Regions from separate parts of the Homo sapiens genome. Here region 2 is linked to region 1. A link is an interaction called in ENCODE POLR2A ChIA-PET data of the cell type or tissue named here. Cell type or tissue: CD4-positive, alpha-beta T cell. All regions are shown on one strand. Links, peaks and the distances in the headings refer to the core of each region. The heading gives the core; the rest is flanking DNA. Region 1 overlaps DOP1B (DOP1 leucine zipper like protein B). Region 2 overlaps DOP1B (DOP1 leucine zipper like protein B).

Region 1 (12,576 bases), core at 2,827-10,826:
GCTTGAGTTTCTGGAATGACCGTGTAGAAGAGAGCTGCCCACCCATCTGAATAACATGCTTAACTGATACATGAGTGAGGATAAACTTCAATTACATCGAGGACATTGATTTTGGACTTCTTTGTTATAGCAGCCAACATTACCGTGGTTAACACACTGATAGCAACATTGCTATTCAACACTGTTCCAGGAAATGCTAGCAAAATATTAGAAAAAAATACAAATCAGTATTGGTTGACGGTATACCTGTCTACCTGAGGAAAATAATCCCATTCACAATAGCAAAAACACATGTATAAAATACTTAATATACTTGAGGAACAGGAAGGTCTTATTTAAGAAGAACTCTTAAGGACATAAGTGAATACTTTTTTTTTTTTTTGAGACACAGTCTCACTCTGTCTGACAACCCAGGCTGGAATGCAGTGGCATAATCTCGGCTCATTGCAACCTCCGCCTCATGGGTTCAAGCGATTCTCATGCCTCAGTCTCTCAAGTAGCTGGGATTACAGGTGCACGCCACTATGCCCAGCTATTTTTTGTATTTTTAGTAGAGATGGGGTTTTGCCATGTTGGCCAGGCTGGTCTCGAACTCCTGACCTCAGGTGATCCCCCCGCCTCGGCCTCCCAGTATGCTGGGATTACAGGCATGAGCCACTGTGCCCAGCCACAATTTTTTTTCTTTTTTTGAGACCGAGTTTCACTCTTGCCCAGGCTGGAGCGCCGTCTATTGCCCAGGCCTGATCTCAGCTCACTGTGACCTCTGCCTCCTGGGTTCAAGTGATTCTCCTGCCTCAGCCTCCCAAGTAGCTAGGACTAACAGGTGTGCGCCACCACACCCAGCTAATTTTTTGTATTTTTGGTAAAGATGAGGTTTCACCATGTTGGCCAGGCTGGTCTTGAACTCCTGACCTCAGGTGATCTGCCTGCCTCAGCCTCCCAAAGCCCTGGGATTACAGGCATGAGCCACCGCGGCCAGCAAAGTGAGTACATTTTAATGAATGATGGAAACTACCACATTTCTATATGGAAGGGCCCAAGTGTGTAAAGATGTCACTTCTTCCCAGAATAATCTAAATTGTTATTACCTATAATGGTTAATATCAATAACCCCCTCTAGTTTTTTTTTAACTTTATAAATTATCCTAATGTTCCCAACATGGGAATAGTGGAGAAATTCTGGAATCAGAAGAGTGACAAGATTGGGATAGAGAATGTGGTCCTGCTAGATAAACACATGACAAAGTACAGCAGGTGACAGGCTGTGGCTCTGGCATCTGTGCAGGCAGAGGAGAGGGGCAAAGGCAGGCCAGCACATACCCCTGTGTCCAGAGGCTTCACTGTACGTCCACTGACCCAGCTACTCCACCTCTAGCAATTTATCTTAACAAAAATAGCCACGTGCGTAAAGATGTTCATTACAGCTTTATTCAGAGTCGTGAAAAACTGGAAATACACTAGTCCTACAATAAGGGGCTTCGAGATCTTGTCCACTCCTATACAGTACCCCCTCCCTTTCTCTCACACACACACAAGATTGAGTGGGCTATATGTAAACTGTTCGCCTGTCCTTTCTTCCCCCTTATTTATAATAAGCATTTTTCATGTTAGTAACTACCAGTCTACTTGGTTCCATGGCTGTGTGTGCATTATATTGTCGTTCCATGACTCACTTCACAACTACTCCCCTACCAGGGGTGGTCACTCCCAATTTTTTGCTATTACCTACAATAAAACAGTGAAGATTCTTACAGTGATCTTTATGTTATGTGTCTATGGAATTAAAACAAAGTTACAATGACCACTTACTGATTTTCTAATCATCTGTCATGTACAAAATGCAAAAGCCACAATAAGAGAGTATTACACTCTCATTAAAATGACCAAAGTGAAAAAGACTGACCATACCAAGTGTTGAAGAGGATGGGGGAGAACTGGAGCTTTCATACACTGCAGCTGGGAATGTAAAATGATACAACCACTTTGGCAAACAGTTTGGCAGCTTCTTAAAAAATTAAACATATACCTACTGGAAGCAACCCAAATGTCCACTAATGGGAAATGGATAAAGAAATTGTATATATCCATGGACTCTTACTCAGCAGTAAAAAAGAAGGAAACTTTGATGTACACAACAGCCTGAATGACTCTCGAAGTAGCTTTGCTGAGTGAAAGAAGCCAGACCAGAAAAGGAGAGAGACGGCACATACTGTGGGATTCCATTTATATAAACTTTCAGAAAATGCAAACAAATCTATGGTGACAGAAAACAGATCAGTGGTTGTCTGGGGACAAGGGAGGGAGGGAGACGACAAAAGGACAGGAGGAAACTTCTGGGGGTGACAGATCCATGCTCATTGTCTTGATTGTGGTGATGGTTTCACAGGGATAAACGTTATGTCAAAACTCTTTAAATTATACACTTCTAAATGCTTGCAGTTTATTGTATGCCCAATAAAGTTGGAAAGAAATTTAAAAGGAAAAGACTATTTTTAAAAGATAGGTAAATGGGAATGCCTGTATGTGACTCAAATACAAGCTTGAATGTTGGTATTCCTGTTCAAACAGTTGCTTTTTTTCTGAAAAATACAAGTTTAACTTAGTTCCTTCTGTATTAGTTGGCCCAGGCTGCCATAACAAAATACCACAGAGTGGGCGGCTTAAACAACAGAAATTTACTTCTCCCAGTTCTGTAGGTTGGGAGTCCGCAATCAAGGTGCCAGCAGTTTCAGCTCTCTTCCTGGCTTGCAGACAGCCATCTCCTCACTGTGTCCTCACATGGTGGGAGGTGGGAGGAAGTCTGTCTCTTCCTCTTCCTTTTTTTTTTTTTCTTAAGAGACTCCTGGACTCAAGCAAACCTCCCACCTCAGCCTCCCAAGTAGCTGAGACTACAGGTGCATGCTACCACACCAGGCTAATTTTGTTTGTTCGTTTGTTTTTGTAGAGATGGGGTTTCCCCATGTTGTCCAGGCTGGTCTCAAACTCCTGGGCTCAAGTGATCCACCTGCCTTAGCCTCCCAAAGTCCTGAGAGTACAAGTGTGAGCCACTGTGCCTGCCCTCCTCCTATTCTTATAAGGCCACAGTCCTATTAAATTAGGGTCTCATCCTCATGACCTCATTTAACCTAAACCATCTGCCAAAGATCCTACCTTGATATACAGCTACACTGGGGTTAAGACTTCAGCATATGAGTTTGAGGGGAGAAGGAGAAACACAATTCAGTCCACAGCACCTTCCACACCAAGGCGTGACATGGAGTTTCTAGCTCCTAACTTTCTTGGGAGAATTTATATAGTGTAGGTGGGTCACAAACCCTTTCCCTTATCTATAAACTCAATTCTGTTAGATTGCTGGATATTTTAGTCTATTTTCTGTTGCTTATAACAGAATACCTGAAACTGGGTCATTTATAAAGAAAATAAATTTACTTTTTACAGTTACAGAGGCCAAGCTCAAGGGGCTGCATCTGGTGAGGGCCTTCTTGCTGGTGGAGACTCTCTGCAGAGTCCCGAAGTGGTGTGGGATATCACATGGCAAGGAGGCCGAGCATGCTAATGCTAGCTCAGGCCTCTCTTCCTCTTCTTATTTAGCTACCAGTTCCTCACCCAGGATAACCTATCAATGCATTAATCCATACGTCGAGTAACTCATTTATGAGAACAGAGCCCTCATGGTCTGGTCACCTTTTAAAGGCCCCCCCAACCCCAATATTGTCAAATTGGGGTTAAGTTTCAGCATGGACTTTGGAAGAGCCATTCAAATCACAGCACTGGAGGAATAATTCATCTCTAAATCTGGACTACCTCCAGCCCCACAGCAGACCTGAAAGGAAGAATGGCAAAAATATTCCTTCACTCAAACACAAAGTAAATAGACTATCCTGGCTACAAATTATCGAAAAGCATATCAGACTCTTTTCAGCAAAGAGAAATGCTCTTTTCAAAAAGACCATCTCGATCTTACAGTGTGAGTGGCCCTCACTGAGGCTGCTGTGAAGCCTGGGGTAGCAGTGCTCTTGAACACCCTCAGCTCCTTCAGATAACCTGGGGTAAGGGGTGAAGCTGCAACATCATCAGAGCCCCAGCATGGCACCCACAACAGAACGACAGCAAAGGATTCAGCAGCCTTTGCCACACCTTAGAAATGGGAGTTAGGACTGGGCACGGTGGCTCACGCCTGTAATCCCAGCACTTTGGGAGGTCGAGGCAGGCGGATCACCTGAGGTCAGGAGTTCAAGACCAGTCTGGCGAAACCCTGTCTCTACAAAAAATACAAAAAAAATTAGCCAGGTGTGGTGGCGCATGCCTGTGATCCCAGCTACTCAGGAGCCTGGGGCAGGAGAATCACTTGAACCTGGGAGGTGGAGGTTGTAGTGAGCCAAGATTGGGTCACTGCACTCCAGCCTGGGTGACAGAGTGAGACTCTGTCTCAAAAAAGAAAAGAAAGGGGAGGGGAGGGAAAAAAACGGGAGTTGGATCTGCATCTTCTAAATACTGGTGCCAAGAGCATCAGGACACTGCCAGAGACAAATGGATGCTGGGCTGGCCCCTCTCCTGCAGAGGTACAGGATCTAGTTTAACGTGAAGCCAGTCAAGAATTCCCATCAACAGCATCCTTTCCATTTGGTGTCTTCTCAGAAGGCAATTCAGGCCCTTATCATTCCACGATGACCCTGGCCCTGCACTTACCTGGCCACCTCCACCCTCACGGTCATAGCCACAGAGGTCATCAGAACAAAGGTTGCTAGAAAATGGCTAAAATCATAGCCCCAAATTTAGGTGTCACGCTCTAACAGAGGATGCCCTACAAGTGAGATGCTGAGATGAAACCAGGCACCCTGCAGGCTGAAAGATGCAGCTCATACACAAGGAGGCTGGCAGGGCTCGTAGCCTTGTTCTAGGCACTGAGCATGCAGGGTCTGGCCAGCAGGGATAAGGAGTGCAGAGTCAACTGTGGCAGCAGCACCAAGGCTCCAGTGGGGGAGGAAGGCTGAAAGGGCCACCCCCAGCAGACATGTAGGATACCCCCACAATGCAGTGCCCCATAAATAAGCTGGTGCAGAGCTCTTGGCATGCGGTGGAGGGGGCACAAATCACCTGGAACGCTTTCCTGACTCAGCAGTTCTGGGTGCTTAACTGTATCACCACACACACACACACACACACACACGCACACACACCCCAAAGTCGAAGCTCCTCACTGGGCTCCTGGATCAAGAACAAGACTAAAGAAATCACACTTCCTCTGTTCCTCCACAAGGTGTGTGATAAAAGACCATCTGGGCTTCTACCAGAGATCAGCTTTGTAAACAGGTGACAGGTGGAGAGACAGCCTGCACCTCCTCATCACATTCTGTCATGGCTGAACTGTATCCCTCTCAAACTCCTATGGCAAAGCCCTTCCTGACCTCCACCTGAGACTGGGACTGTATTTAGAGACAGGTTCTTTTTCTTTTTCTTTTCTTTCTTTTTTTTGAGACAGAGTCTCACTCTGTTGCCCAGGCTAGAGAACAGCAGTGCCATCTTGGTTCATTGCATCCTCCACCTTCTGGGTTCAAGTGATTCTCCTGCCTCAGCCTCCTGAGTAGCTGGGATTACAGGCATGCGCCACCATACCCAGCTCGTTTTTATATTTTCAATAGAAACAGGATTTCACCATGTTGGCCAGGCTGGTCTTGAACTCCTGACCTCAAGTGATCCACCCATCTTGGCCTCCCATAGGCCAAGGGATTACAAGCATGAGCCACCATACCCGGCCGGAGACAGGATTTTTAAATAGGTAATCAAAGTAGAATGAAGCAGTTAGGGTGAGCCCTAATGCAGTCTGACTGGTGTCCTTGTAAGAAGAGGAAATCTGGGCCAGGCGTGGTGGCTCACGCCTGTAATCCCAGCACTTTGGGAGGCCGAGGCGGGCGGATCACTTAAGGTCAGGAGTTCGAGACCAGCCTGGCCAACATGGTGAAACCACATCTCTACTAAAAATACAAAAATTAGCTGGCTGTGGTGGCAGGCACCTGTAATCCCAGCTACTTTGGAGGCTGAGGCAGAAGAATCGCTTGAATCTGGGAGGTGAAGGTTGCAGTGAGCCAAGATCGTGCTACTGCACTCCAGCCTGGGCAACAAAGTGAGACTCCATCTCAAAAAAAAAAAAGAAGAAGAAGAAGAAATCTGGATACAGATACACCCAGAGGGATGATCCTGTGAGGACCCAGGGAGAAGACACCATCTCCAAGCCAGGCAGCGAGGCCTCAGAAGAACCAACCCTGCCGACACGTTGATATTGGACTTCTGGCTTCCAGAACTGTGAAACAAAACAATCTGTTGTTTAATCCACTCTGCCAGTGGTATTTTGTTATGGCAGCCCTAGCAGACTAACACAGACTCCAGGCTGAAGAGGATTTATGTGAACTAATACTAGTCAACAGGGAAGAGGAGTTGATTCAGGCAGGGGTAAAAAATCAGGATCCCGGCCAGGCACGGTGGCTCACGCCTATAATTCCAGCACTTTGTGAGGATCACTCGAGCTCAGGAATTTGAGACCTGCCTGGGCAACATAGTGAAACCCTGTCTCTATGAAAAGAAAATACAAAAATTAGCCAGGCATGGTAGCGCACACATGCCTGTAGTCTCAGCTACTTGGGAGGCTGAGGCAGGAGGATGGCCTGAGCCCAGGAGGCAGAGGTTGCAGTAAACTGAGATCATGCCATTGCACTCCAGCCTCAAAAAAAGAAGAAGGATTCTGTTGGACTCACCCAAGTTTTTATTAATTTATTTATTATTTTGGTTTTTGGTTACCCAGGCTGGAGTGCTGGAGTGCAGTGGTGCAATCTCGGCTCACTGCAACCTCCGCCACCCAGGTTCCAGAAATTCTCTTGCCTCAGTCTCCCAAGTAGCTGGGATTACAGGTGCCTGCCATCACGCCCGGCTAATTTTTGCATTTTTAGTAGAGACGGGGTTTCGCCATGTCAGCAAGGCTGGTCTCAAACTCCTGACCTCAAGTAATCCACCCACCTTGGCCTCCCAAAGTGCTGGGACTACACACGTGAGCCACCACGCCTGGCCTCTCACCAAGTTTTTAGGTAAAGAGTTCTTGCAGCCGATCTGTAAAGGGCTGGAGTAGTTCACTAGGTCTCCAAGCTCCAACCCGTGTTCTTCCCACCACACTGCAGCACTAATTCTGAAACACACCATCAGGAGGCTCTGCTTTAAACAGGAGGTGCTTGTAGCTAACTGATGAAGACTCCGGAAGCTGAACTGTGTGACACCACAGACCTCATGCTGCCCTTCCTGTTCATGGCTGCTCTGTGAAACCGTAGTGTGTCATCAGATAAAAGCAGCGAAAAAACAAAAAACAAAAAAAACTGGTTCATTTAGGACCATTATAACTTTTTTTTTTTTTTAAAGAGCTTTAATGATAAGATTTTTAAATCCAGAGTTAATTTATTTCTATTAGCCTTCACTTCCAAAATCAAAGCTGTAAATCAGGCTTGGTAGAGCACCTGGGTTCAGGGCTCAAAAGGGCACTTGATGAAAATGTTTTTCTTGGGCCGGGCGCGGCGGCTCACGCCTGTAATCCCAGCACTTTGGGAGGCCGAGGCGGATGAATCATGAGGTCAGGAGATCGAGACTATCCTGGCTAACACGGTGAAACCCCGTCTCTACTAAAAATACAAAAAAAATTAGCCGGGTGTGGTGGTGGGCGCCTGTAGTCCCAGCTACTCGGGAGGCTGAGGCAGGAGGATTGCTTGAACCCAGGAGGCGAAGCTTGCAGTGAGCCAAGACGGGGCCGCTGCACTCCAGCCTGGGCGACAGAGCAAGACTCCATCTCAAAAAAAAAAAAAAAGATAAACTATTCTCTAACACAGAAAAATTCTAAAAATGATGCTGAAACATTGAGCAAGTTTGAAAATGATACCATTAGAATCTGTCTACAGCTGGACATACCAAGACCTTCTGGGAACCAGTTTTCTTAGTTGAAAAAAGGGTTGACTGGATGAGTCTTCTCCTCCAAATCTAAGTTTTATGCATTATAACATTTAGTTACCTACCTTAAAAAAAAGAATGTTGACCCTAAGCTTTTGTGTCCTATATCATTGTTTAAATCTGTATTATAAAGAATTTTGCTAATTCAACTCTCAACTCTTTTTTGAGACAGAGTCTTCCTCTGTCCCCAAGGCTGGAGTGCAGTGGTGCAATCTTGGCTCACTGCAACCTCTGCCTCCCAGGTTCAAGCGATTCTCCTGCCTCAGCCTCCCAAGTAGCTGGGACTACAGGCATTCGCCACGATGCCTGGCTAATTTTTTTTATTTTTAATAGAGACAGGGTTTCACCATGTTGGCCAGGCTGGACTCAAACTCCTGACCTCAGGTTATCCACCTGCCTCAGCCTCCCAAAGTGCTGGGATTACAGGGGTGAGCTACTGCGCCCCGCCCAACTCTCAACTCTTACTCACTGAATTTCTGTGCATAAGTCCAAGAAATGTGACGATCACCAAAGCCTTAAAAAAATTCCTTTTTTTTTTTGAGCCAGGGTCTCACTCTGTCACCCAGGATGGAGTGCAGTGGTGCAAGAGCTCCAGGCTGAGGCTCCAGGGATCCTCCCACCTCAGGCTTCTGAGTAGCTGGACTACAGGTGTGCACCACCATGGCCAGATAATTTTTGTAGTTTTGGAGAGACAAGGTTTTGCCATGTTGCCCAAGCTGGTCTGAAACTCCTGGGCTCAAGTGATCCTTCTGCCTTCAGCCTCCCAAAGTGCTAGGATTACAGGCATGCATCACTGCACCCAGTGAAGAAAATTCTTTATTCATACCAACTCCTATCAGGGACCCTTGAATGCAGAAGTTGCAAGTTTCACAGAACCAAGTATTCCTGATGCTGATCAAGATGTGCTCCCTCCAGCACCATCCAAACCCTCCACATCCAGTAACGGCAGGAACTGATCTCAGGCCTAATGGTGCGGGCATCCACACTGGCTCTTGTGCTTGCTGACGGCCCGGGGAATTCTTGGAATGGGTGAGGCAGAGGTTCCCTTGCTCACAGCCTCCCTGGGAGGAAGCTCAGTGGCTTCCCCTCCCCGCCAGAGCAAAATCCTATCAGTGGCCTGACCCTGCTGTATCTCTGGTCACTCTGTCCTCTGGCTACTCCTGTCCCCTTCCCATGCCTTGGACACAGGCCCATGCCCCAGATTGCCCTTCCCACCAGCTTGCTCACTTCACCCCAACCTCTGCTTTAAGGTCACGCTGTCAGTGTCCTCTCTGTCTAAAATAGCACTCCCTCCTCCTTCCTCCATACCCCACTTCCCCAGTTTATTTTTCTTCTTAGCATTCAGCATCTGACATCACACAGTCATCTGTCGTCTGTCTCTCGCCAAGAAAGCGTCATTTCTTTCCATGAGAGCAGGGGCTTAGTGTTCAATGCCTTATCCCCAGCACTGAGGTGTTAACAGATCTTGTCCTACCACTGTCATAGCATTCTAGGGCTGCTATAACGAAGTGCCACACACCAGGTGGCTTCAACAACAGAAATGTATTCTCTCATGTTAAGTCTGAAATCAAGGTGTCAAGAGAGCGGCTTTCTTCTGAAGGCTGCATAGACAATCTGTCCCGTGCCTCTCCCCCCGCTGCTAGGAGTTTGCTGTCATTCTTTGGCACTTCTTGGCTTGTAGATGCATCTTTCTGGTCTCTGCCTTCATCCTCACATGGTGCCTTCCCTCATGCATGTCTGTGTCTACATTTCCCCTTTTTCATCAGGACACCAGTCACACTGGATTAGGGCCACCCCCTAATGACCTCCTCTAGCTCGATTAGCTCTGTAAAGATGCTGTTTCCAAATCAAGTTACATACTGAGGTACTAAGGGTTAAGACTCCAGGGTTTCTTTCACGGAGGCCAAAATTCAATCCATAATAACCACTCAGTTGCCATAAGACACTGGGCAAGTAGGTTAGCCTTCATCGGTAAAATGGGCCTAATAATTGCGCCTACTGCATTTGGGTGATGGAGACAGGGTCCCTGGCAGCAAAGAAGCACAGCCCTTTCCCCTTACGTAAGCTATACAGATACTGACATGAAGAAGGCTGGAGGCTCTGCTCATGAGCATGGGCCTTGGAACCAGGCTGGTCGGGGTCTGAGCCCTCTCTCTGCCACTGGCTGGCAGTGGCCTTGCACAAGTGGTTGAACCTGAGACGGATCTCAAGATACATTTTAAGTATTATACAATAATGCACGTCAACTCCTTAGCACGCAGTGAGCTCTCCATGAATGTCAGCGGCCTCAGGCAAAGCAGAGGTAGGGACTGACAGCATCACCTTTGTCCCAACCGTATCTTGCAAATTCTTCAAGGTGGCTGCTTAAACTCAACAGTTAATCACAGCAGCAGGGAACAAGAAATGAGATCCAAGAGGAGACCCTTGGGATGGGAATCCTCAGGTAACAACTCTAACAAAGTTATGTCTTTTTTTTTTTTTTTGAAACAGGGTTTTGTTCTGTCACTCAGCACTACGTGCTGCAGCGTAGTGGCATGATCATGCTCACTGCAGCCTTGATCTCCTGGGCTCAAGCGATCCTCCTACTTCAGCCTCCTAAGTAGCTGGGAGGACAAGCAAGCACTACCACGGCTGGATAATTATAAATAAATAAATAATAATTTTATATATATATATTTATTTATTTATTTAGACAGAGTCTCACTCTGTCACCCAGGCTAGAGTGCAGTGGCACGATCTCAGCTCACTGCAACCTCTGCCTCCCGGGTTCAAGCAATTCTCCTGCCTCAGCCTCCTGGGTAGCTGGGACTACAAGTGCATGCCACCATGCCCAGCTAATTTCTGTATTTTTAGTAGAGATGGGGTTTCACCATGTTGGCCAGGGTGGTCTCCATCTTTTGACCTCATGATCTGCCGGCCTCGGCCTCCCAGAGTGCTGGGATTACAGGCATGAGCCACCGCGCCAGGCCTAGAATAGAAATTTCTTCCAAAAAGATACACAAATGCCCAAAAAGCATATGAAAAGGTGCTCAAAATTATTAGTCATTAGGGAAATGCAAATCAAAACCACAGGGAGAGCTCTACCGGTGGAATTTGATTGTGTGATGTCTCACAGAAAGTTCTCCACTCCCAGACATGGGTCCCTCTGCTTCCTGCCATAGGAGTGAAGAAATAGGCAACGTGGGAAGGTGAAGAGCTTCCCTAAGGATGACCCTTCCAAGCTGGTCAACGTCACAGCCTTCCTGGGATACAAGGCTGGCATGACCCACATCACACGGGAAGTCGACAGGCCAAGATCCAAGGTGAAAGTGAAGGAGGTGGTAGAGGCCATGACTACTGTGGAGACACCACCTATGGTGGTTGTGGGCATTGCGGGCTACGTGGAAACCCCTTGAGGCCTCCGGACCTTCAAGGCCATCTTTGCTGAGCACATCAACGATGAGTGCAAAAGGTGTTTCTCTAACAACCGGCATAAATCTAGGAAGAAGGCCTTTACCAAGTACTGCAAGAAATGGCAGGATGAGGATGGCAAGAAGCAGCTGGAGAAGACTTCAGCAGCATGAGGAAGCACTGCCAAGTCACCCGCCTCGCTGCCCACACCCAGACGCGCCTACTTCCTCTGCGCCAGAAGAAGGCCCAGCTGATGGAGATCCAAGTGAACGGAGGCACCATGGCTGAGAAGCTGGACTGAGCCCAGGAGGGGCTACAGCAGCAGGTACCTGTGAACCAAGCGTTTGGGCTGGACGAGATGATCGACATCATCGGGGTGACCAAGGGCAAAGGCTACAAAGGGGTCACCAGTTGTTGGCACACCAAGAAGCTGCCCCACAAGACCCACCGAGGCCTGTGCAAGGTGGCCTGGATTGGGGCATGGCATCCTGACCATGTGGCCTTCTCCATGGCATGTGCTGGGCAGAAAGGCGACCATCACCACACTGAGATCAACAAGAAGATCTGTAAGATTGACCAGGGCTACCTTACTGAGGACAGCAAACCGATCAAGAACAATGCCTCCACGGACTATGACCTGTCTGACAAGAGCATCGACCTTCTGGGTGGCTTTGTCCACTATGGTGAAGTGACCAATAACTCTGTTATGCTGAAAGGCTGTGTGGTGGGAACCAAGAAGCGAGTGCTCATTCTCTGCACATCTTTGCTGGTGCAGACCAGACGATGGGCTCTGGAGAAGACTGACCTTAAGTTCACTGACACCACCTCCAAGTTTGGCTATGGCCGCTTCCAGACCATGGAGGAGAAGAAAGCATTCATGGGACCACTCGAGAAAGACCGAATTGCAAAGGAAGAAGGAGCTTAACGCCAGGAACAGGTTTTGCACCTGGTGGGGTCTCAATAAAAGTTATTTTTTAAAATTATTAATTAAAAAAAAAAACCCACAGGGAGAGACCACTTCACACAACTAGGATGGTTATCATTTTTAAAAAACTGAAAATAGGCTGGGCACAGTGGCTCAAACCTGTAATCCCAGCACTTTGGGAGGTTGAGGCGGGCAGATCACCTGAGGTCAGGAGTTCGAGACCAGCCTGGCCAAGATGGTGAAACCCCATCTGTATTAAAAAGTAAAAATAAAAAATT
Region 2 (12,576 bases), core at 2,860-10,859, 120 kb before region 1:
TGGGGCTGGAGAGATACTTAATTTTTACTGCTGGGTGTATGATCAAAACTGCTTAGAGATCACAGAAGTGGCAGAGCTGGTTAGTTGCTACCACCGTAAGAGGTAGTTACCATTGATATTCCTACCTTAAAGATGAGGAAACTGAGACACAAAATATGCGCAGGACAGTACGTGGGGAAGCTGAGTCAAACCCAGGCACTGCGGAGACTATATCCGTAACTACCGTGCTATATCCTGTGACAAAAGGAAAGATCTAGACGTACATCACGCGTGTAGGACTTTTTTATGAACATGAAGATATGAGTGCTGTTAAATCCCTATCTTTGCAGACATCGCTGTACATAGCTGTAATCCCAGCTACTCAGGAGGCTGAGGCAGGAGAATCGCTTGAACCCAGGAGGCGGAGGTTGCAGGGAGCCGAGATCGCGCCACTGCACTCCAGCCTGGGTGACAGAGCAAGACTCTGTCTCAAAAAAAAAAAAAAAAAAAAAAAAAAATTAGCCGGCCATGGTTAGCTGGCACCTATAATGCCCACTACTTGGGAGGCTGAGGCAGGTGAATCGCTTGAACCCGGGAGGCAGAGGTTGCAGGGAGCCAAGATCACGCCACTGCACTCCAGCCTGGGCGACAGAGAGAGACCCTGTTAGAATAAAACAAAACAGACGCTGCGGGGGCAGCCGTGCTGAGGCGGCAGCGGCGGCGATACGGGCGGATGCGGGCTGCGGCTGGCCAGCAGCGTCGGGCGGTGCGGTTGTCCGGCTGGGCGGACACGAGCGCGGCTGGGAGGGCGACGGGTGCATCTACGTGGGGAAACCTTCCGACCCACGTGCGCGAGAAGGAGCCGCAGGACCTGTTCTACAAGTACAGCCGCATCCGCGAGATCGAGCTCAAGAGCCGGTACGGCCTTGTGCCCTTCGCCTCCGTGCGCTTCGAGGACCCTCGAGATGCAGAGGATGCTATTTATGGAAGAAATGGACTTCTTCCATCAGGCAGCTGGCAGGACCTGAAGGATCACACGCGAGAAGCTGGGGATGCCTGTTACACGGATGTGCAGAAGGATGGAGTGGGGATGGTTGGGTGTCTCAGAAAAGAAGACATGGAATATGCCCTGCGTCAACTGGATGACCAAATTCCACTCTCATGAGGGTGATACTTCCTACATCAGAGTTTATCCTGAGAGAAGCACCAGCTATGGCTATTCAAGGTCTCTATCTGGTTCAAGGGGCCATGACTCTCCATACCAAAGCTGGGGTTCCCCACACTACTCTCAGGCCCTACTGAGACAGGTGATGGGAATTTTTTATTTTTTAGGTTAACTGAGCTGCTTTGTGATCAGAATCTACATTCCAGATGGAGCATTTAGTGTCTTAGGAAATTTTTTTAATTTTTTTTTTTTTTAAAGAAGAAAAGAAACTACATAATTTCTACCAGGGCCATATTAGCAGTGAAACATTTTAAACTGCAGAAATTGTGGTTTTGGTTCAGAAACAAGTTGTATATTTTTCACCCCTGATTATGGGAAAAAAATCAGTTCTGTCTTTGTGGGTTGCTCTGCTATGGAGATCAACAGTTACTGTGACTGAATTGGCCCATTCTGTTTAGAAATATATTTTAAACGTTTAGGGGGAAAAAAGAAAAAAAAGAAAAGAAAAGAACGTGCTGTCAGAAATTTAAAACCCTGTACTTATGTTGTTAAACTGTGCAAACATGAATTTTTTTTTTTTTTTGAGACGGAGTTTCACTCTTGTTGCCCAGGCTGGAGTGCAATGGCACGATCTTGGCTCATGGCAACCTCCGCCTCCCCGGTTCAAGAGATTCTCCGGCCTCAGCCTCCCGAGTAGCTGGGATTACAGGCATGCACCACTATGCCCAGCTAATTTTGTATTTTTAGTAGAGACAGGGTTTCTCCATGTTGGTCAGGCTGGTCTTGAACTCCTGACCTCAGGTGATCTGCCCACCTCGGCCTCCCAAAGTGCTGGGATTACAGGCGTGAGCCACCGCGCCCGGCAAACATGTAATTTTTAATGTGCGAGGTTTGAATACATTGAGGTTATCTTTGAATACATTGAGGTTACCTTACCTCTGCTGAATGGGTAAGGGGCAATTATTGTCCTCAGAAAACAATGTATTTTCGTTTTAAAATGGAGTACCAAAATAAGCACTTTAAAGGACATTTGTGTGAAAGGTTAAAAATAACATTCTTTTAATAAGTTTAAACTTTTAGAGAAAAGAGAAATATACTGAGAAAGACCCATATAACTGCTTCAACAAAGAAAACAACTTCTTCATTATCTTCATACTTTACTTCATATTACAAATTTTGTGCTACTGTTAGATGATATATTAATTTTATTTTCATTACATAAATTGAGGAAGAAATGCAGAATCAGATTCAAATATATTACAAGGCATTTAGGGAGGTGTGTCCTGTTGCTGAACAGTAAATTATCTGAAATCTACTTTTTTTTTTTTTTGGAGATGGTCTCATTCTGTCACACAGCTGGAGTGCAGTGTCGTGATCTCGGCTCACTGCAGCCTCCACCTCCTGGGTTCAAGCAATTCTCATGCCTTAGCCTCCCAAGTAGCTGGGATTACAGGCGCCGCCACCACACCCAGCTAATTTTTGTATTTTTAGTAGAGACAGGGTCTCACCATGTTGGTCAGGCTGGTCTCGAACTCCTGACCTCAAGTGATCTGCCTGCCTTGGCCTCCCAAAGTGCTGAGATTACAGGTGTGAGCCACCGCACCTAGCCTGAAATCTACTTTCAAAATGGAAATAGGCTTGTTCAAAAGCACTATCCTGCCTTCTTTCTTCTTTAGAATATAACCTGGTTTTCAGTAAAGTACCAATACATGGATTAAACATATTCTCTCTCACATGGTTAACATTCTGGATGTTCCAGAAAATCATATTCGATGCATTCTTCCAGTTGTTTTAAGATCCTTGGGCTATCTGTGACAGGAAAGTCCAAGAATGGAGTTCCTGGGCTATCAGCAGGCAGCTGTCTCTGGGTCTTAAATGCACCATTTAGAGTCATGAAGAATGGCATCAACTGCCTGATGCTGGAAACAGAATGTTGGCGCAGAAGCGGGAATTCACTCTTCATGGTGATCTCATCAGAGCTACTGATTTCCTGCAGAAAAAACAAACCCATAACAATGATATGGTTTTACTGAGGGCTCGAGATGGCTGGGAAGCACATGCATGTGGCAAAACCTAAGAAATAAGGTCCTTTTTTTTTTTTTTTGAGACAGAGTCTTGCTCTGTCGCCCAGGCTGGAGTGCAGCAGCGTGATCTTGGCTCACTGCAACCTCTGTCTCCCGGGTTCAAGCGATTCTCTTGCCTCAGCTTCCTGAGTAGCTGGGATTACAGGTACCGGTCACCATGACCAGCTAATTTTTGTATTTTTGTAGAGATGGAGTTTCACCATATTTGCCAGGTTGGTCTTGAACTCCTGACCTCAGGCGATCTGCCCACCTCGGCCTCCCAAAATGCTGGGATTACCAGCCTCATGAATATAATTTTTAAAAAGAAAAGCAGGCTGGACACGGTGGCTCTCGCCTGTAATCCCAACACTTTGGGAGGCTGAAGCAGGCGGATCACCTGAGGTCAGGAGTTCGAGACCAGCCTGACCAATATGGCGAAAACCTGTCTCTACTAAAAATACAAAAATTAGCCCCAAGAGTGGTGGCATGTGCCTGTAGTTCCAACTACTTGGGAAGCTGAGGTGCGGGAATTGCTTGAACCTGGGAGGTGGAGGTTGCAGTGAGCTGAGATCCTGCCATTGCACTCCAGTCTGGGCAACAGAGTGAGACTTCGTCTCAAAAAAAAAAAAAAAAAACCCAAAAACAAAAAAACAAAAATTAGCCAGGCATGGTGGCGTGCGCCTGTAGTTCCAGCTATTCCAGAGGCTGAGAGGAGAATTGCTTGAAACCAGGAGGCTGAGGTTGCAGTGACCTGAGGTTGTGCCACTGCACTCTAGCCTGGGCAACAGAGTGAGATTCCGTCTCAGAACAAAACAAAACAAAATTAGCCAGGTGTGGTGGCACATTCCTGTAATCCCAGCTACTCCGGAAGCTGAGGCAGGAGAATCACTTGAACCTGGGAGGTGGAGGCTGCAGTAAGCGAAGACCGCACCACTGCACTCTAACCTGGGTGGCCGAGTGAAACTCTGTCTCACCAAAAAAAAAAAAAAAGAAAAGAAAAGAAAAGCACTTACCCCAAACTTTAATTTTAGAAGTTCTAGAATCCTGACAGTGTGGGGTTTGCATTCTTGGTGATTCTCCTCTACATCCGACAGGAAGGCAGGGCCCTCTGTGTCCACTTCTGGAATAAATGCCCACCTATAACTGCAGGGAACAAACAGAAGGTCAGGTCTGCTGGTAAGAGGCCTTCAACGTCGTTAAAATTAGTTTTATTAAGATATAATTCACATACTGTATCTATTTAATATGGACAACTCAATGCCTTTTATTATATTCATAGAGTTGCACGTCTATTATCACAATCAATTTTAGAGTATTTCATTACCCCAAAAAGAAATCCTGCCCTGCTCAGCCATCACCACCCCAACCCCCTATACCCTTGAGACCTAGGCACCCACTAATCCACACTCTGTCTCATCGTGGACATTCCATATAAGCAGAATCATACACTATATGTTCCCTTGTTTCGAGCTTTCACTTAGCATCATATTTTCCGGTTCATCCAGATTCCAGCGTGTCTCAGTTCTTCAATTCTTTTTGTTGCTGAACCGTATTCCACTGTATGGATATGTCACATGATCTGCCTGTTCATCAGCTGATGGCCATTTGGGTTGTCTCTACTTCTTGCCTATTATAAATAATGTTGCTATGCACATTCACATATATCGGAACCCACTTTTTTGTTTTTTTGAGACAGTCTCGTTCTGTCGCCCAGTCTGGAGGGCAGTGGTGCAATCTTGGCTCCCTGCAACCTCCACCTCCCAGGTTCAAGCAATTCTCTGCCTCAGCCTCCCGAGTAGCTGGGATTACAGGCACCTGCCACCATGCCTGACTAATTTTTTTGTATTTTTAGTAGAGACGGGGTTTCACCATCTTGGCCAGGCTGGTCTTGAACTCCTGACCTCGTGATCCACCTGCCTCAGCCTCCTAAAGTGCTGGGATTACAGGCATGAGCCACTGCGCCTAGCCTCCACTTTTTTTTGGTTTGAGATGCAGTTTCGCTCTTTCGCCCAGGCTGGAGTGCAGTGGTGCGATCTCGGTTCACTGCAACCTCCGCCTTCGGTTTCAAGCGATTCTCCTGCCTCAGCCTCTTGAGTAGCTGGGATTACAGGTGCCCACCAATACAGGCAGCTAATTTTTGCATTTTTAGTAGAGACAGGGTTTCACCATGTTGGCCTGGCTGGTCTTGAACTCCTGACCTCATGATCCGCCTGCCTCGGCCTCCCAAAGTGCTGGGGTTACAGACATGAGCCACTGTGCCCGGCCTCTTTTTTTTTTGAGGGGGAGTCTCGCTCTGTTGCCTAGGCTGGAGTGCAGTGGTGCGATGTCGGCTCACTGCAACCTCTGCCTCTCGGGTTCAAGTGATTCTCCTTCCTCAGCTTCCGAAGTAGCTGGGATTACAGGCGCCCACCACCACATCTGGCTAATTTTTGTATTTTTTTTTTTTTTTGAGATGGAGTCTCGCTTTTGTTGCCCAGGCTGGAGTGCAATGGCAGATGGCATGATCTTGGCTCACTGCAACCTCTGCCTCCCAGGTTCAAGCGATTCTCCTGCCTCAGCCTCCCAAGTAGCTGGGATTACAGGCATACGCCACCATGCCCAGCTAATTTTGTATTTTTAGTAGAGATGGATTTTCTCCATGTTGGTCAGGCTGATCCCAAACTCAGGTGATCCAACCACCTTGGCCTCCCAAAGTGCTGGGATTACAGGTGTGAGCCATCGCGCCTGGCCTAATTTTTGTATTTTTAGTAGAGACAGGGTTTTTCACCATGTTGGCCGGGCTGGTCTTGAACTCCTGGCCTCAAGTGATCCACCCACCTTGGCCTCCCAAAGTGCTGGGATTACAGGTGTGAGCCACGGTACCTGGCCTAATTTTTGTGTTTTTAGTTGAGACAGGGTTTCGCCATGTTGGCCAGGCTGGTCTCGAACTCCCAACCTCAGGTGATCCACCCGCCTCAGCCTCCTAAAGTGCTAGTATTACACGTATGAGACACCACGTCCGGCCCAAACCTGCTTTTTAAAAACTAAAAGACTTTCTTTTGCAGAACAGCTTTAGGTTCACAGCAAAATGGAGTAGAAAGTAGTTCCCGTACATCCCATCCTACATACATACAAGCCTGCCGTATTATCAACATCCTGCACCAGAGTGGTACATTTGTTAAAACTGAAGAGCCTCTACTGACTCACTGTTATCCTCCCAAGTCCAGAGTTTACATCAGGGTTCACTCTTGGTGGTGTACATTGTATGGATTTGGAGAAATGGACAATGACATGGATCTACCATTATAGCTCTGTATGCAATAATTTCACTGCCCTAAAAATCCTCTGTGCTTCACCCATTCATCCCTGCCTCCCTCTCCCCAACCCCTGGCGACCACTGATCTTTTTACTGTCTCCATGGTTTTGCCTTTTCCAGAATGTCACATGGTTGGAATCATACAGTGTGTAGCCTTTTCAGACTGGCTTCTTTCACTTAGCAATGTGCATTTAAGAGAACCCGCTCTTTAACCACAAACATTTCTATATGATTACTCTCTTTGTGGGGGTAGGAGAGAGAGAAATAGCCTCTGGGGCTGGTCATGAAATTAAACAAATGAGCAGCTGTGCTAAGCCGGCAGGAAACATAAGCCTATGGGGCAAAGTGAATCGGAGATGGCAGGCTCCAAATAAAGGCATTTGTATCTAACTAAACACAGACAAAAAGGTCTACACAAAGGCAGTGAGGAGCACCAGTGGGTAAGCCCTGTTTTATAAGCATTCAGTAGCAAAAACCACACACACACACACACACACACACACACACACACACACACACACACACACCATAGAAACACATTCATAAACACTCCTGTGAGCCAAATTTGCAGAGCCACAGATGTTGCAAGTAATCTGAAACTTGGTATTCCGAGCTGGCTTAGCTGTCACTAGAAACCCAGATGGTGGTTTCCCATAAACTGTACATGAAAAACAAGTGAAAGTGCTTAAAAGGAAAAAACAAAATCTCTTACTTCAAAAAGGACACACGATCCTATCTGACTTACATTTGAAATAATGGCATCTTGTCAGGTGGAAAAGAAAGCGCTGTGTCCAAGAATTTGCAAGCTGATAAATACAAGATGAGTTCACTCTGGGGTATCTCCCCCACTGAGGGTCCATTTGCATCCGGGACTGAAACTTTCGTTCTGTTTACTTTGTTGGTGCTTCTATAAATTTGCAAAGAAACGCTTGTTATAAATTCATTCAGATCTGTTATAGTCCATTCACCTATGACCTGTCCCTCAGAAGAATTTTCTTTTTAAGAAATTTTTGGAATAGCTGGTCCTTTCACAAGTACTTCAAGATAACAGCATTTAACATTAGACAACTCTATATCTAAAGTGACGTGCTTTAATCGTGACTATCTTTTCCTCTTGTGTACAGATCTTGTACTGCTTACCTCAATGACTCATCTTCATCTTTTAGATCTTCTTCAAGCTGTGTGAATGTCTGAATCTGAAAAAAAAATGCATTCAAGTTACTATCTGAGACAGATTAAATCTACCCAAATATTTTTTTTTACTTATTTTTAAAAATCGATTAATTTATGAATGAATGAATAAGACGGGGTCTTACTCTGTCACCCAGTCTGGAGTGCAGTGGTACAATCATGGCTCACTGCAGCCTCAACCTTCTGCAGATGCAACTTCCCGCCATGCCGAATTAATTTTTGTATTTTTTTGTAGACAAGGAGTTTCACCATGTTGCCCAGGCTAGTCTCGAACTCCTGGGCTCAAGTGATCCATCCACCTTAGCCTCCCGAAGTGCTGGGATTACAGGCATAAGCTACCACGCCCAGCCCAAATTTATATGTATATAAAAAACTAGTAAGTATTATCAAATGGTACAAGTTAGTTGGAATAACTGACAGGGTGAGAGATCAAATATGATCATAGAGTAAAATATTCTCTGTTTAACCAAGAGCTAACCATGTGCTACCAACCTGATTAAAAATAACATTTAGATAAAATGGGATACATAGGAAATAGTACGTTATGTTACTGAAAAAGCATTTTAAAAAGCTCCAACCTTGCTTTCAAACTTACAATACTTGTACTCACCAATTCAGAGACCATTATTGGCCACAATGAAGTCAAATGTTGAGGAGATATTCTTAGCAGCAAAACTCTGAAAAAAAGAAACATCTGAGCAGCAACTATGGATGTCTGTCCAACTCTGAGATTGTCTGTCAGGCGTTCTAAGGAAAGAAGATTGTAAAGATGTTACACAAATATGCAGTTTAGGGTTTCTTATCAGACAAAGAAAAATAAAACTGTGACTGTTCTGACATTCTAGTAACAACCCAGTGTAAGGAATGAGTGTTACAGGCCAGGCTTGGTGGCTCGCACTTGTAATCCCAGCACTTTGGGAGGCCGAGGCGGGCGGATAACAAGATAAGGAGTTCGAGGCCAGCCTGGCCAATATGGTAAAACCCCATCTCTACTAAAAATACAAAAATTAGTCGGGCGTGGTGGTGGGCGCCTGTAGTCCCAGCTACTTGGGAGGCTGAGGCAGGAGAATCGCTTGAACCTGGGAGGTAGAGGTTGCAGTGGGCCGAGATCACACCACTGCACTCCAGCCTGGGTGACAGAGTGAGACTCCATCTCAAAAAAAAAAAAAAAAAAAAAAAAAGAATGTTAGGAGATGCTTTTGTGCAACTAGTCCACCCCAGCCCTCTTCTTTGTGAAATACAGCAGTTCATGGCTCTTGCCAAACCTAAGGAAATGATTCCCACAGGCCGTCCCCCTGCCACAGCTGAGTAGAAAGACATGAACATCTGTCACCAGAAATCCACTGGATGACCAACAGCCATTTCAATGTTCTTTTAAGAATATGAATGAGGAGACGCAGAAACCAAGCAGCCCATGGTGAGGAATGGACTTACACAATCATATGGACTGGCTGGCAGACAACACCATATTTTGAGGGTGGTGGGTGGGAAGCGGAGCAAGTAAATATAACAGATTTACTGAGTAAGGTTTAAACTTGATGGCCATGACAAAAACTTTCATTCCTATGGAGGGAAAAGTGTTTCAAATAACACTCTCTAGCCCCTAACACTCTCCCCTGCTTCTCCCCTGAAATGTCTTGTTTGTAGAATGAGACTTTTTTTTTCTTCCATAGCTTAAGGTTTCCTAGGAATGTAACAAATTGCTACAGCAAACAGCTGAATGGTAGTCATGCTAGCTAAGATCGGCTGTAGTACATTAGTACATTAGTATATTAGTAATAAATTTTTTTTTTTTTTGAGATGGAGTCTCACTCTGTTGCCCAGGCTAGAGGGCAGCAGAGCAGTCTCCGCTCACTACAACCTCCGCCTCCCGGGTTCAAGCAATTCTCCTGCCTCAGCCTCCAGAGTAGTTGGGATTACAGGTGTCTGCCACCATGCCCGGCTAATTTTTTGTATTTTTAGTAGAGATAGGGTTTAGCCATGTTGGCCAGGCTGATCTTTTAACTCCTGACCTCAGATGATCCACCTGCCTTGGACTCCCAAAGTGCTGGGATTACAGGCGTGAGCTGCCATGCTCAGTCAGTTTTGTGTGTGTGTGTGTGTGTGTGTGTGTGTGTGTGTTTTTGAGATGGAGTCTTACTCTGTCACTCAGGCTGGAGTACAGTGGTGCGATCTCGGCTCACTGCAGCCTCTGCCTCCTGGGTTCAAATGATTCTCATGCCTCAGCTTCCCGAGTAGCTGGGATTATAGGCACCCACCACCACACCCAGCTAATTTTTGGTATTTTTAGTAGATATGGGGTTTCACCATGTTGGCCATGCTGGTCTTGAACTCCTGACCTCACGTGATCTGCCCTCCTTGGCTTCTCAAAGTGCTGGGATTACAGGCATGAGCCACCGCGCCTGTCTTTGACCTTTCTTTTTTGTGGTAAGAGCACCTAAAATCTACTCTCTTGGCAAATTCCCAGTACATATGCAGTGTTATTAACGACAGTCCTCATGTTGTACATGCCTTTTCTAGACTTACTCATCCTCCATAATTGCACCTTCGTATCCTTTCACCTACATCTTCCCAGCCCCCAAAGACGTAAGACTGATGTCACTCTGAGCCGAGACATACAGAGCTGCTCAGCTCCCCATCTCCTTCTCTGCTACTCGATGGTGCAACAGTGTCCGGGGAAAAGGACCCCAAACGGTATCCCAGGAGAGAAGTGTTAGAAATTCTCCACTCCTGTCTCTTTTTTTTTTTTGAGATGGAGTCTCACTCACTCTGTCACCCAGGCTGGAGTGCAGTGGCGCGATCTCGGCTCATTGCAACCTCCGCCTCCAGGGTTCAAGCAATTCTCCTGCCTCAGCCTCCCAAGTAGCTGGGATTATAGGCGCCTGAAACCATGCTCAGCTAACTTTTTGTATTTTTAGTAGAGGTGGGGTTTCACCATGTTGGCCAGGTTGGTCTTGAACTCCTGACCTCAAGTGACCTGCCCACCACAGCCTCCCAAGGTGCTGGGATTACAGGCCACTGTGCCCAGCCTCCTGCCTCTTTTAATTGGGCCCAAACTATTTACTATGGGACACTTCTTGGGAGCTTCTGGATGCATCTACCTCTCTGAGGCAGATGTGGGCATCATCCCTCCACAGGGCATCTCCAGGCAAGTTCAGTGTCCCACAGCTCTGGCAGAGGACACTCTGAGTGCCATCAACCCAGGACTCAGGGGGGCTGGGCCTATCCACGAGCATCCTGGGGACAACGACAACATGTAGGAAAGTGCTCTGTAAACTGTCAGTTCATCAAAAATGAAAACAGGGCAAAAGGCTTATTTTTTAAAAACACGTAGTATTTTTAGAAATATAGCACTTGAGCTATCCAAAACGAAGCGTATTTATTTAGAAATTCTTTTTCCCGGCCAGACATGGTGGCTCATGCCTGTAATCCCAGCACTTTGGGAGGCTGAGGCGGGTGGATCACTTGAGGTCAGGAGTTCGAGACCAGCCTGGCCAACATGGTGAAACCCTATCTCTACTAAAAATACAAAAATAAGCCAGGCATGGTGGTGGGTGCCTGTAATCCCAGCTACTTGAGAGGCTGAGGCAGGAGAATCACTTGAACCTAGGAGGCGGAGGTTGCAGTGAGCCAAGATTGTGCCACTGCACTCCAGCCTGGGCAACAGAGTGAGACTCCGTTCCCCTCCCAACAACAACAAAAAAATTTCTCTTTTCCCAAGAGCCCAAAACCTACCTCCATTTTCAGTTAGCATTCTGCTGCCTTTATTGCATATTTGAATATATAATATAAACAAGTATATTGTTATATAGTATAATATTTAATATTACTATTTATATAATCATTACCTATTAGTTATTACAATCATGTCAATATAATACAAATATAATAATTACATGTTACAATGTCATATAATTATATAACATATTAATATATTATGTAAAACATGTTTTTTATATATATATTCTATTATATTGCCTGTGCTTGCTCCCTCTCAGAGAAATAATTTCTCAGAATTGCTGGGTGTTTAAACTCTACCATGGTCAAATTCTCCACACCCCTGTTTCAGAATGTTGTCTATCTTTTTGTTTTTTTGGTTCTAGCTTCTATACACCTAATGCTGTCTATTTAGCTATCTGGGCTTCCTCCCAAATTTGAGAGGAGTGTGAGATGGGGTAGAAAGAAGGAACAGGGCTGGGCGCAGTGGCTCATGCCTGTAATCCCAGCACTTTGGGAGGCCGAGGCAGGTGGATCACGGGGTCAGGAGTTTGAGACCAGCATGACCAACATGGTGAAACCCTGTCTCTACTAAAAATACAAAAATTAGCTGGGCGTGGTGTTGTGTGCCTGTAATCTCAGCTACTCAGGAGGCTGAGGCAGGAGAATTGCTTGAACCCGGGAGGCAGAGATTGCAGTGAGCAGAGATTGCACCACTGCACTCCAGCCTGGGCGACAGAGCGAGACTCCGTCTCAAAAAAAAAAAAAAAAAAAAAAAGAAAGAAGGAACAGGTGGTTGGCCACGGTGGCTCATGCCTGTAATCCCAGCACTTTGGGAGGCCAACACAGGCGGATCACTTGAGGTCAGGAGTTTGAAATCAGCCTGGTCAACATGGCGAAACCCCATCTCTACTAAAAGTACAAAAAAATTAGCTGAGTGTGGTGGCTGGTGCCTGTAATCTCAGCTACTTTGGAGGCTGAGGCAGGAGAATTGCTTGAACCTGGGAGGTGGAGGTTGCAGTGAGCCGAGATTGTGCCACTGTACTCCAGCCTGGGTGACAGAGCAAGACTCCATCTCAAAGGAAAAAAAAAAAAAAAAAAAAAAAAGGAACAGGTGTCTGCTCTTAGACTGAAAAGGCACTGAAAGGGTTATCAGGTACATTGCC

What was found. ChIA-PET counts read pairs that join two places held together with the same protein. Peaks named below come from ENCODE experiments on the same cell type or tissue, not always from the same donor. Only the 100,000 strongest peaks of a DNase experiment are listed, where the experiment ranks them.
Region 2: POLR2A ChIA-PET joins it to region 1 with 14 read pairs; 7 of 35 experiments call an interaction of 5 or more read pairs at or near these places.

Annotation. Positions count from the first base shown.
Region 1 is chr21:36,168,692-36,181,267 of GRCh38, reverse strand. The region is part of intron 2 of DOP1B (DOP1 leucine zipper like protein B); the gene reads right to left. It also overlaps the pseudogene RPL3P1. Among named protein-coding and RNA genes, the nearest start is that of DOP1B, 18 kb to the right of the region's middle. In CD4-positive, alpha-beta T cell, for the core only: no CTCF peak of the experiment used is centred there; a DNase peak (open chromatin) is centred at 7,237; H3K4me3 peaks cover 314 bases; H3K27ac peaks cover 839 bases.
Region 2 is chr21:36,283,878-36,296,453 of GRCh38, reverse strand. DOP1B (DOP1 leucine zipper like protein B) reads right to left here. Exons shown (of 37, transcript NM_001320714.2): 33 at 8,304-8,440; 34 at 7,643-7,698; 35 at 7,248-7,409; 36 at 4,221-4,350; 37 at 2,180-3,134. The coding sequence ends at 2,883. It also overlaps the pseudogene SRSF9P1. Among named protein-coding and RNA genes, the nearest start is that of MORC3, 30 kb to the left of the region's middle. RefSeq lists silencers at 397-638, 6,612-6,661. In CD4-positive, alpha-beta T cell, for the core only: no CTCF peak of the experiment used is centred there; DNase peaks (open chromatin) are centred at 7,083 and 7,623; H3K4me3 peaks cover 1,340 bases; H3K27ac peaks cover 1,622 bases.